3 separate regions of the Homo sapiens genome follow, and all the other regions are linked to region 2. The links are chromatin contacts, found by Hi-C or POLR2A ChIA-PET in ENCODE. All regions are on one chromosome and are shown on one strand. Each heading gives the region's core, a stretch centred on a gene start or an enhancer-like site at or near the end of the contact. The rest is flanking DNA. Distances are from core to core; before and after follow the strand shown. Region 1 has its middle 18 kb from the start of SLC35C1. Region 2 holds the start of LINC02716 (long intergenic non-protein coding RNA 2716). Region 3 has its middle 15 kb from the start of LINC02690.

Region 1 (4,067 bases), core at 1,256-3,755, 52 kb after region 2:
CAGGTGGATCACAAGGTCAGGAGATTGAGACCATCCTGGCTAACGCAGTGAAACCCCGTCTTTACTAAAAATACAAAAATTAGCCGGGCGTGGCTGCATGCGCCTGTAGTCCCAGCTGCTGGGGAGGCTGAGGCAGGAGAACGGCGTGAACCCGGGAGGCAGAGTTTGCAGTGAGCTGAGATCGCGCCACTGCACTCCAGCCTGGGTGACACAGTGAGACGCTGTCTCAAAAAAAAAAAAAAGAAAACAGAAAAAGTAATGTGCTGGGGCTTCGGAGGCCAGGCCTTAAGTGGAGTGGGAGCTTGTGCCTCTCCCCTGGCAATCCTGAGACCACCATACTATCAGGAAGCCCAAGCAAGCCGAATGGAGAGGCCACATGGAAGAGAATCGAGGCACCGCAGTCAACAGCCCCTGCTCTCAACCCCACCAGATAAACACAGCTGCACAAGTGCCCCTACGTCAAACCTGCAGAAGAATCACCCAGTCCACCCACAGATTCTAGAGAAATAGTAAATTGTTGTTTTAATCCTCTACATTTTGGGATGATTTATTACACAGCAATAAATAACTGATACATTAGCCTAAATAAATAGGGCGGGGGTTGTTTGAAGGAAACTGGGGTTTCTTATGGAATTTCAAGATCAGAAAAGCCAACTGTCAAAAAGAGCAGGAACCAGAATTCTGTAGCCATCAGCAGCAGGAGTTTACAGCCCTCCAGCCAGAGCACCTGTTAATGCGTCCCAGTCTAATGTTCAGATCCGACTCTCCACTTCCTGGGAGGAGGGTGTGATTGGGTCAGACACCCTCACCCCCAAGCAAGGACACATAGGTCACCCAGAGCATTGCTAGGGGGCCCATGGGTGAGCCCCACAGCATGCTGGGACAATAGTCAATGCTGCACCCACTACACTGGAATATTCCTCGCAATCGACTCTAATGGGTAAAACTAATGTGGCAAAAAAAGTTTTGATTTTTTTTCTGACTTGATCTTTGTTCATAAAATGCTGTTCATCACTGAACTTGCCCAAGCTCCTTACTTTGCAGCTGAGGAAACTAAGGCACAAAAAAATTAAAGTCTCTGAGGCCACAAAGCAAAGTAGTGGCTGTGCCTAAAGTAGACCATGAGTCTCCTGATCCTAATCACAGACACTTTCTTCCTGCTTAAGGTCATATGCTGATTGGCAAGAGAGCTATTTTTTAAATTAAGCAAACATTTAAATAAACTTTACTGGAGGTCAGGCATGGTTGAAAGTGTTTCGCAAATATTAATTCACTTAATCCTCATAACAACCCTATGTGGGTACAATTATTATCTTCCATCTCACAGATAAGAACTGAGGCACAGAGAGGTTAAGTAATTTGTCTGAGGTCACACAGCTAATAAGTACCAGAACTAGAAATCAAACATAGGCAGTCTGGCTCTCAACTGTAAAACCATGTTGCCTCCCTGGTATAAAATTTATTATTTTCATGTTATCATCATAGTAATCCCATAATGGAAGTAAAGTTGAGATTATCTAAAGGTAAAAAAAAAAGACTAGGTCTTAGGGTCTAAAGATCTAGACTCAAACCATGTGCTAGCTGTGTGGGCTTAGCGAACTCACTTAACCTCTCTCTGATTTTTTTCCTCCTCTGAAAGAAAGGAAAGTTGTTCTACTTTAAAGGATAACATAGGCCGGGCACGGTGGCTCACACCTGTAATCCAGCACTTTGGGAGGCCGAGGTGGGCGGATCACAAGGTCAAGAGATTGAGACCATCCTGGACAACATGCTGAAACCCCATCTCTACTAAAAATACAAAAATTAGCTGGGCACGGTGGCACATGGCTATAGTCCCAGCTACTCGGGAGACTGAGGCAGGAGAATCCCTTGAACCCGGGAGGCAGAGGTTGCAGTGAGCCGAGATCGCATCACTGCACTCCAGCCTGGCAACAAAACAAGACTTTGTCTCAAAAAAAAAAAGATAACATGGTGGCTTAAGGTGTCAACATATATAAAATTTAATTGCCAGGCCTGACACAATGGCTCACGCCTATAATCCCAACTTTGGGAGACCAAGGTGGGCAGATCACTTGAGGTCAGGAGTTAGACACCAGCCTGGGCAACATGACAAGACCCCATCCCTATAAAAAATACAAAAATTAGCTGTGCCTGGTGGTGCGCGCCTGTAATCCCAGCTACTCAGGAGGCTGAAGCAGGAGAATCACTTGAACCTGGGAGGTGGAGTTTGCAGTGAGCCAAGATCACACCACTGCACTCCAGCCTGGGTGACAGAGCAAGACTCTGTCTCAAAAAAAAAAAAAAATTAGTTGCCAGATGAAAAACTGAGGCCCCAAAGGGTCAAAGGACTCGCCCAGCATGAAGAAGGAATTAATGAAATCAACTATAACCTAATAGTAGTAGTAACAGAAATTTTAAAATTCTCTTAAAGTTGCTGCAAAGTGTGACCCCTTCCCCCTTACACTCAAGTTAAAAGGGAATGTTCACAGCCTGTCTCCTCTCTGTGGACAGTGAACCTTATCTATACTCCCCAACTCCACATTCCTCAAAGTTTATTACAGGCCCAGCGAGTTCCTGCACAGCTGCAGGGTCACAAGACTGGTAAGTTTAGGTTGCAAGACATGTTTCTCTCAAGATGTAAGAAATGTTGTAATGCTGCCTTTGTTTCTTGCTTCTGTAACTCGCTTCCCGCCTCACGTAGTTCCCCCCTTAAGATGTTTAAAAGTAGGAAAAGCCCTTTGTTTGGGGCTCAGACTTTCTGGACATATGTCCGGCTGGGCCGGTGATCACCTTAATAAACTCTCCTGAAACTTCTTTTCCGTCTCTCCAGTCTTTGATTGTCCTGCAACAAGTGCATTGATGACAAAATGGAATGCAGTGCTCAGCCCTCCTGGCCTCCTGCCTGATTCTCTTCGGAGTGCACCACATGGGTGGAAGAGCTGCCCCCACCACATACAGCCCTCACCCACAGTGTGATGGGTAGAACCAGGACCAGATCTACCGGGAGCCCTCCTCCCACACACCGTGGCTTCTATGAAAGGACTAAATTTAGGACCTGAAACCAGCTGAAATGGGGACAGCAGAGCCTGCTGCGCCGCAGCTGCCCATCCAGGTGTGCTGGGAGCGTAGATGGAGTGTGGGTATGGGGAAGGGAGGGGCGATGGCAGGCTGTCACTACACACCCAGTGGGGAATTGATAACATTAGAGCTGGGAACCAGTTTGGAAGTCAGAGCTCAGCCCCCTGCTCTGCTGACAAGACTGAGACTCAGAGGAGCCTCAAGAAGGCTGAGGTCACAGTGCGATGGGGCAGAACCAGGACCAGAGCTACCCAGAGCCCTCCTCCCAGGCCAGTGCCCTTTCCATTGAGTATAATAATACTAATACTTTTTAAAAATTGCTCTGTCAGCCCGGTGCGGTGGCTCATGCCTAGAATCCCAGCACTTTGGGAGGCCGAGGCGGGCAGATCACAAGGTCAGGAGTTTGAGACCAGCCCAGCCAACACAGTGAAACCCCATCTCTACTAAAAATACAAAAAAATTAGCTGGGCATCATGGTGGGTGCCTATAATCCCATCTACTCAGGAGACTGAGGCAGGAGAATCACTTGAACCCAGGAGGTGAAGGTTGCAGTGAACCGAGATCACGCCACTGCACTCCAGCCCAGATAACAGTGTGAGACTACACCGCAAAAAAAAAAAAAAAATTGCTCTGCCACCCAGGCTAGAGTTCAGGGGCACAATCCTAGCTCACTGTAACCTTGAACTCCTGGGCTCAAGCAATCCTCCTGCCTCAGCTTCCTGAGTTGCTGGGACTACAGGTGCCAGCTATTATGCCCAGCTAATTTTTTTTATCTTTTGAAGAGATGAGATCTTGCTATGTTGCTCAGGCTGGTCTCGAACTCCTGGCCTTAAGCAATCCTTCTATCTCAGCTTCCCAAAGTGCTGGGATTACACAGGTGTGAACCACACCAATTATGCCCATAATTTTTAAAATAATAACTAATATTGTGTTGGGTACTCGCCACATGCCAGTTGCTAGTCTAAGAACTTGATATATATTCACATCTG
Region 2 (4,531 bases), core at 1,693-4,192:
AACAGTGCCTCAAAGATCTTGGAACTGACTCATTGGCCTGGCCTGGGGTCAATGCCTGAGGGAGGTAGGAGTAAGGGTACAGCTAGGGGTCTCCCATATGGGAAGAAGGGTTATTTCCCAAATGGAAGTCAAGGTGTTGCTGACACAAGAAAGGGCAATGGATCCCACATAGGCAATGAATAAATAATTACATAAACCAGCACTCAGCAAACGGCAACGTGAAAATAAATCACCTGAGATGCTATTACAATGCAGATTCTGAGAGCCAGGCATGGTGGCTCCGACTGTAGTCCCAGCTACTAGGGAGGCTGAGGCTGGAGGATCTCTCAAGCCCAGGAGTTCGAGGCTGCAGCAAGCCACAATCGCACCACTGCACTCCAGCCTGGAAGACAGAGCAAAATCTCATCTCTTTAAAGAAAAAAAATTCATTTAATAAAAAATAATGCAGCTTCTGATTCAGTAGGTCCAGGGTGGGGCCTGAGATGCTGCATTTCTTTTTTTTTTTTTTTTTTTTTGAGACGGAGTCTTGCTCTGTCACGCAGGCTGGAGTACAGTGGCGTGATCTCGGCTCAGTGCAACCTCCGCCTCCCAGGTTCAGCAATTCTCCTACCTCAGCCTCCTGAGTAGCTGGGATTACAGGCACGCACCACCATGCCCAGCTAATTTTTAGAGACGGGGTTTCACCATGTTGGTCAGGCTGGTCTCAAACTCCTGATCTCATGATCCACACGCCTTGGCCTCCCAAAGTGCTGGGATTACAAGCGTGAGCCACCGAGCCCAGCTGAGATGCTGCACGTCTAAACAGTCCCAGATGATGCTAGCAAGGACCAGTAGCAATGAGCAAGACTGAAATTGGGAGAGTCTCTCAGCCTTCTGATGCCACATTCTCATTTACAAAATGATAATTCCACCTGCCACACAGACTTTTCTCAGCCAGGAAGATGGTGCCCTCGGGGGGATAAGGTGATGCGACATTTGTGCTGTCACTCACCTCCTGCCTGCCCCCTGCACCTCGAGGCCTCCCTCAGCCCCCAGGAAAGGACTCACAGCCCAGCCAGCAAGGAGACAGGAGGAAGATATCACAAAGTGAGTGCAGCTTCTGTTAACTGCCTTAAGCTGCTCCCTGCAATAATGTTGGTGTAATCCATAAGATTCAATTATGGTTATCAGACAATTAGGCACACCACAGCGAGGTTATTGCATAATTAATGCTCAGTCCCCATCTCAGCCTCTGAGAGTGACACAGGTTACAAGATTCACCTGCCCCGCATCTGGGAGAGGAGCAGGGGCACCCAGGATGGGGAATGACCTCCCTGTGGGCTCAGAGGAGGATGTTCTTAGGACCCCAGAGGCATGGCAAAGGGACAGTGTGTGGCTGAAAGAGCTTGAGTCAGTGTGTGCCCAGGGCCCTCACGCCTGCCATTGTGTTTAGGACTTGGGCTTTAATCTCTGGAGCGAGATTCAAATCCTGCCTCAACTACTGATTGGCTATATGGCATTAAGCACTCGCCTTACATTTTTAAAGCCTCCATCTCCTTGTCTTTTAAAGAAGGGAATTGATGATGTTATGAAAACTGGATGAGAGAGTTTGCATATTGGTTAGATGGTTCCTGCAGTACTATTTTCATTATTTCCCTCTCTGAGCCTCAGTGTCTTCATCTGTAAAATGGGAATAATTAGCCTCACCTTGCCTAGGCTTGAAAGATCAGCCGGTAGTTTGAGACCTGCCTGGGCAATATAGCAAGACCCTGTTCACCACAAAAAAGGAAAAAAAAAAGGATGAAAGATCAGTTTGTGAGTCAAGTAAGACACACATGTGAACGGGATGTGTGGAGTGCTTTGCTAACGCGCCATTGTCTTAGTTACTATGTGCCTGGTTTTCTGCTCAACCCTCCAGGGTACGACTTTGTACAAGTCCCCAGGTCTCAACAGGACAGTGGGTGATCAGCCCACCTGAGAAGTGAAACTCATGATTTGGGTGAGTAGACTAGAGGAGAATCACTTCTTTCTTTCTTTTTTTTTAGACGGAGTCTCGCTGTGTCACCCAGGGATCTCAGCTCACTGCAACCTCTGCCTCACCGGTTCCAGTGATTCTCCTGCCTCAGCCCCCCGAGTAGCTGGGATTACAGGCACACGCCACCACACCTGGCTAATTTGTTATTATTAGTAGAAACGGGGTTTCACCATGTTAGCCAGGCTGGTCTTGAACTCTTGACCTCAGACGATCCACCTGCCTCAGCCTCCCAAAGTGCTGGGATTACAGGCATGAGCCACCATGCCCGGCCTGAGAATCATTTCTTGAGCTATGATCTGTAACATTCAAATGAGCCTCAACGGACACAAAACAGAAAAATCATCAAAAATGTCGGTGAAAAGTTCAGGTGGGAGAACTCAGGTGATGGTGCAGACAGAAGCAAGTAGGGGAGAAAGCTGGCTTCAGGGAGAGTGGTTAGGCCTTTGTGAGAAAGACTGGGGACTTCTCATATCATCCTCTGTGTCCCAGTTCCCAAAACACACACGCACATGGGCACATGCATGCAGGCACACAAAAACAAGCCCATACACCAGACGAAAAAATACAGATGCAGGTACACACACATGGACATGGACATGTGTGTGCCTGTGCCCATATAAACAAACATTAGTGCACACACACACTCACACACACACAGGCTCGGGCAGTATGTGCTCACACACAACCATACACACAGATACGCACAGAGGTACATTCACACACAGACCAACACACACAGGCACACAGATGCATGCACGCATGCACGTGCGCGCACACACACACACACGTGCACCCACCCTCAGTGATAACCTTCCAATCCACTGGCCTCTCCGAAATTAGCACAGACCATTTTCCCACGACCCTTTCTCGCTGAGCGTGTGATTCCAAAACTGTCCACAAGAAGGTGCTCGGGAGCCAGAATTCAGGCGTTCCCGGCCCGCGGACGCTTAGAGAGGGGAGCTTCGGAGTTATGGGGGGACCCACCCTTCCATTTAATAACTGAGAAAGCCACGGGAGGGGACTTGCTGGGCTCACAGCCAGTGATCCCTGCCCTGTTTCCTTATGGGGACTGCGGTCAGAAATGGGGAGTGGGGCAGAAACTGTCACTGTCACGGTCCTGTTTAGAGAGGAAGGTCGGAGAAACCAGTGCCGTGGAAGGCTCTGGGGCGTTGACAGGCGCTGTCCCCAGCTCACCGGCTCTATGACCCTGGGTAAGTTACCTGGCTTCTCTGTTCCTCAGTTTTCTCGTCTTCCCTGACCCAGGCTTTCCCGACTCCTCTAGGGGCCCCTTCCCCTCTCCATGAACACCTTCAGATCTCGGACTGTTTTCTCCACTCAAGTGGCATCTCAGCTATCCCCTCCCGGGTTAGGCCTCCCTGGCCCCTATTTAACGGTGTCCCCACCCCCACCACTATCTTGTTTGTACCAACACTTGCTGCCTGACAATGCACACTTGTTCATTTGTTCACGTTTATTTTGTCTTCTCCAGAAGAATGGAAACTTCGTCAGAGCAGGGACGTGAGGGTGAACTGCTCACCCGGGCACCGCTGGCGACCGGAACCCAGCTCCCTCCGGGCTCCGGGAGAGGCGGCCTCAGCTGTGTGCTGGTGCTGCCCTCCAGCGGCGCTGGGTCCCCATGGCACCTGGCTTTCTCCTGCTCCCCAGGGGCCTTTTCTTCTCCCGCCCACCTGTCACCAGCCGCCAGGGCAAGTCTCTGTGTGACTCTAGGGTGAAGGTGGAGGGACCTTGCCTCCGAGGATTCATCCCACCCGGATTCCGATGAGTGAGGGACCCTCTCTGGCACCTGGTGTTTGAATGGCCAGCCTCACAGTTAATAAAGACAAGTTTGGTATCAGCTGTGGGATCCGTCCAGAAAAAGACACCTTTGGGGCAGAAATATAATGGTGCCTGTCTCGACATAGTCTAATAAGGAAAGAAAGACAAGCCAGTCCAACGGTCCCATTTTACACATGAGGTCACTTCATCCCCACCTAGGACAGGAGGGTACAACGGCCTGGCCTAAGATAACCCTAGAATATGGTCACTCATTCTTCCACCCACTGAGAACCTCAGGGCAGTAGAGTTTTATGCAAAGCATGTGGTCCTGAAAAACTTGCATAATTCAAAGCGTGCATAATTTCTGACTAATTTTGCCAGAGAAATGAATGCAAAGTAGAAAGGATAGGTTGCATACATTACTCCAATTGTGGCATATTTTTGCCTTAATGCTGCTTTTTATTTCCCTGGCATTATCGCTAATATTTCATAACGCACTCTCTGCTAAATTAACAGTGCAGCATTTCCTGCCGGTGGTTTGGCCTTCTTCATAACGTTTTATCACATCTCACTTCCTTTCCAATGTTATCGATTTTCAGGTGCGTTTTTCAGCACCACCACTTAAAGAACACTTGGATGACATTGTTACAGGATATGGGTAAAATATTTAAAGTTATAATAACTGTGAACATTGAGAAAATGGCACACCAGTCACCAGAATCTCCTGCAGAAATTAGAAAT
Region 3 (4,168 bases), core at 437-2,936, 35 kb before region 2:
GGTCATAAAATAAGTTAGAGGCAGAGTACAGTGCAGCTAACTGTTGTCACCCATCATCAGCATCAGAGATGATAAAGGGAAGTGAGCTATCTGGGGTGGGAGTGGAGGGAGAGAGAAGGAAGCTAAATTGTGTAGGAAACATCCCAAGTTAATTCTGTTTATCTGTTTAAGAAGAAACTATTTCAAATGTATATGTATTTTTTTAATTTTAAAAAAGTGTCTTATGACTTTTCAGAGTTTACAGAGTTAATGGTTCTATATTTCAGCCTTGAGTTCATTTTGTTTTTTCTTCCCCCTTGAGATAATTAGCCATAAGCGTACCTGAGTACATTTTTCATGTCAAGAAGACAATGGCTTCAAAGGAAGGGAAAGGGCAGCCCCACAGGAGGCCCAGAAAAGAAGGCCAGGTGAAAAAAGCAAAGCCTCCCAGGGAAACATTCACATTTCCTGAATGATCTGTCATCAAAAATGCATGTGCATGCAGAGGGGCAACCAACAGAGTCAGGGCAAACGCAGCCAGGCTGGCCCCTGCTCCCAACTGTGCCCGGAGGACTTTGAAACACACCCATACCCAGGACAAAAGCAACCCTCCTTCCCGAAATCACTGCCACCTATCTGGCAAAACCACAAGTCCAAAGGAAAATCTTGGATTTGGCTTTTTTTTCAGGCTCCTAAATTTAAGCAACATTAATTTTTTAAAGGCCTGTCCTGCTCTCTATACTGCAATGGAAGATTCAGGGGAGCAGCATTTCATGGTAAGATTAGAACCAGGCCATTCTGTTCTTAATCCTTACCTTGGAGTTGATGTGAAAAGGTGTTGGCTTCACACTTGGATAGTCCTGGGACTGGGCCCAGTATTCCCTTGTTGTATGTTCTGGAGCATTGCTGTGAGAAGCCATTATTTTTTGCTTATGTCCCTGGGGCTTTATTTACTTCACCTCGTGTTTAATCTTCCCAGCAACCCTATGAGGGAAGTATATTACCTCATTTCAAGGGTAAGGAGATTAGTCTCAAAAAGAAACACACACTCCAAATAACAGATGGGATTCAAACCTTGGCCTGCCCAATTCCAGAGATCTGCTCTAATATGGTTTTGCTGTGTCCCTACCCAAATCTCATCTTGAATTCCCACTTGTTGTGGGAGTGACACGGTGGGAAGTAACTGAATCATGGGGACAGGTCTTTCCCAGGCTATTCTGATGATAGTGAATAAGTATCATGAGATCTGATGGTTTTTAAAAGGGGAGTTTCCCTGCACAAGCTCTTCTTCTCTTGTCTGCTGCCATGTGAGATGTGACTTTCACCTTTCACCACAATTGTGAGGCTTCCCCAGCCACGTGGAACTGTAAGTCCATTAAACCTCTTTCTTTTGTAAATTGCTCAGTCTCGCATATGTCTTTATCAGCAGTGTGAAAACGGACTAACAAATACTCTTCCCTGTACACCGCTTCTATCAGTTACATACTGCCATAATAATTCTGTGAAATAAATAATCACAAAACCTAGGTGGTATGGAATAGTAAGGCTTTATTGATCACAGGTCTGGGATGGTTGGCTAGGTGGTTGTGCTGATCATGGCTGGGCTCACTAACATGCTTAGGGCTTGGTTGCCATCGACTGACCTAGGCTGGCCTCAACTGGGACAGCTGGGATGACTCAGCTCTGCTCCAAGTGTCTCTAATCCTAGCCCAGGCATGTTCTCATGGCAATGGCACAGGTACAAGAGAGAAGGCAAACATGATTAGTTGCACAAGTATTTCTCAAGCTTTTGCTTACATCACATTTGCTGTTGTTATCCTGTTGGCCAGAGCAAGTTATATTGCTGAGCCCAGAATCAGAAAAGGACATTGCAGATGAATGGCAAAAGGTGTGCGTACAGGGAAGGGTAGGGATTTGGAACCAGTTTTGCAATCTACCACATGATCTTGGGTAAGTTACAGTCCCCTCTCAGAGCCTCTGCTCCTGCATTTTTTAATAGGATGGTATCTACTTCATAGGGCAGCTGAGATCATTAAATAAGACAAGCTGTGTGAAACACTAGCAAATTGAGAACTACCCTTCCTACTGATGTATTTCAAGTGTACAAGCCTGGGGGTGTTTGTACACATTAACAGAGATACATGAAAACCTCCATGTCTATTTCCAGAGTCCACAGAATTCTACCCAAGTCTCAGAGGTGAGATGGTCCAATCACTGAGATGATAAACAAGAATTGTAGAAAGAGAATAAATCAAGGAAGAAAACAATAAGTAAATGATGTAATTAAAGTTACTGTTGAATAACCTATCAAGGAGAGAATGAGTCAGTGGCAAGTTGAAGCGATGAATCAGGCACAATGTCATGTTTCTAGAATTCTTGTCTATTTCAAGAAAGCCTGATGTCCCAGTTAAAAGAGCACCTTGAGCCTGTAGCAACAACATCTGGAAGGAAACACTCTTGTAATTTTAATTCCTCCTGGGTGCCACCACTAACGACAGGAGCAGCACCCGGGTAGCACAGTTAGGCACTCCATAAAATCTCTCGTGGGAGGAGCTGAAAACTACAACATTACCTCAAATGTATTCAAGGGGATTTTATTTTTTATTTTTATTTTTGCTGGATTTATTTATTTATTTTTTTTTTTAATTTATTTTTTTATTGATAATTCTTGGGTGTTTCTCACAGAGGGGGATTTGGCAGGGTCATGGGACAATAGTGGAGGGAAGGTCAGCAGATAAACAAGTGAACAAAGGTCTCTGGTTTTCCTAGGCAGAGGACCCTGCGGCCTTCCGCAGTGTTTGTGTCCCTGATTACTTGAGATTAGGGATTGGTGATGACTCTTAACGAGCATGCTGCCTTCAAGCATCTGTTTAACAAAGCACATCTTGCACCGCCCTTAATCCATTTAACCCTGAGTGGACACAGCACATGTTTCAGAGAGCACAGGGTTGGGGGTAAGGTCACAGATCAACAGGAACCCAAGGCAGAGGAATTTTTCTTAGTGCAGAACAAAATGAAAAGTCTCCCATGTCTACTTCTTTCTACACAGACACGGCAACCATCCGATTTCTCAATCTTTTCCCCACCTTTCCCGCCTTTCTATTCCACAAAGCCGCCATTGTCATCCTGGCCCGTTCTCAATGAGCTGTTGGGCACACCTCCCAGACGGGGTGGTGGCCGGGCAGAGGGGCTCCTCACTTCCCAGTAGGGGCGGCCGGGCAGAGGCGCCCCTCACCTCCCGGACGGGGCGGCTGGCCGGGCAGGGGGGCTGACCCCCCCCACCTCCCTCCCGGACGGGGCGGCTGGCCGGGCGGGGGGCTGACCCCCCAACCTCCCTCCCGGACGGGGCGGCTGGCCGGGCAGAGGGGCTCCTCACTTCCCAGTAGGGGCGGCCGGGCAGAGGCGCCCCTCACCTCCCGGACGGGGCGGCTGGCCGGGTGCGGGGGCTGACCCCCACCACCTCCCTCCCGGACGGGGCGGCTGGCCGGGCGGGGGGCTGACACCCCCACCTCTCTCCCGGGCGGGGCGGCTGGCCGGGCAGAGGGGCTCCTCACTTCCCAGTAGGGGCGGCCGGGCAGAGGCGCCCCTCACCTCCCGGACGGGGCGGCTGGCCGGGCGGGGGGCTGACCCCCCCACCTCCCTCCCGGACGGCACGGCTGGCCAGGCGGGGGGCTGACCCCCCCACCTCCCTCCCGGATGGGGCGGCTGGCCGGGCGGGAGGCTGACCCCCCCCCCACCTCCCTGCCGGACGGGGTGGCTGCCGGGCGGAGACGCTCCTCACTTCCCAGATGGGGTGGCTGCCGGGCGGAGAGGCTCCTCCCTTCTCAGACGGGGCAGCTGCCGGGCGGAGGGGCTCCTCACTTCTCAGACGGGGTGGTTGCCAGACAGAGGGTCTCCTCACTTCTCAGACGGGGCGGCCGGGCAGAGACGCTCCTCACCTCCCAGACGGGGTCTCGGCCGGGCAGAGGCGCTCCTCACATCCCAGATGGGGCAGCGGGGCAGAGGCGCTCCCCACATCTCAGACGATGGGCGGCCGGGCAGAGACGCTCCTCACTTCCTAGATGTGATGGCGGCTGGGAAGAGGCGCTCCTCACTTCCTAGATGGGATGGCGGCCGGGCGGAGACGCTCCTCACTTTCCAGACTGGGCAGCCAGGCAGAGGGGCTCCTCACATCCCAGACGATGGGCGG

What was found. Hi-C counts contacts between places; a loop is a spot of excess contacts on that map. ChIA-PET counts read pairs that join two places held with the same protein, here RNA polymerase II (POLR2A). Pooled maps may share reads with other maps.
Region 1: a loop to region 2 is called in a map of Caco-2, with 2.0 times the contacts of the local background. The contact joins the enhancer-like site here to the promoter of LINC02716 in region 2. A Hi-C loop is called at or near these places in 1 of 168 maps with a recorded cell type or tissue (Caco-2) and 2 of 50 pooled maps. POLR2A ChIA-PET finds 5 or more read pairs at or near these places in 4 of 52 experiments (GM10248, PC-9, WTC11 and 1 more).
Region 3: a map of mammary epithelial cell shows a loop between it and region 2 (4-fold over the local background). The contact joins the enhancer-like site here to the promoter of LINC02716 in region 2. A Hi-C loop is called at or near these places in 5 of 168 maps with a recorded cell type or tissue (CD4-positive, alpha-beta T cell, ascending aorta, chondrocyte and 2 more) and 13 of 50 pooled maps. POLR2A ChIA-PET finds 5 or more read pairs at or near these places in 2 of 52 experiments (WTC11 and activated T-cell).

What each region holds. Positions count from the first base shown.
Region 1 is chr11:45,821,031-45,825,097 of GRCh38, forward strand. No RefSeq gene overlaps it. Among named protein-coding and RNA genes, the nearest start is that of SLC35C1, 18 kb to the left of the region's middle. RefSeq lists an enhancer at 2,823-2,912. Within about 2 kb of position 2,506, at least 2 of the 41 ENCODE cell types and tissues checked have a DNase peak (open chromatin) inside an H3K27ac peak, as active enhancers do; they include PC-9, where a contact is called at or near this core.
Region 2 is chr11:45,768,490-45,773,020 of GRCh38, forward strand. It overlaps LINC02716 (long intergenic non-protein coding RNA 2716), which reads left to right and starts at 2,943. Exons shown (of 2, transcript NR_027134.1): 1 at 2,943-3,225; 2 at 3,504-3,869. RefSeq lists an enhancer at 2,635-3,136.
Region 3 is chr11:45,734,910-45,739,077 of GRCh38, forward strand. No RefSeq gene overlaps it. Among named protein-coding and RNA genes, the nearest start is that of LINC02690, 15 kb to the right of the region's middle. Within about 2 kb of position 1,687, at least 4 of the 41 ENCODE cell types and tissues checked have a DNase peak (open chromatin) inside an H3K27ac peak, as active enhancers do; they include gastrocnemius medialis and mammary epithelial cell, where a contact is called at or near this core.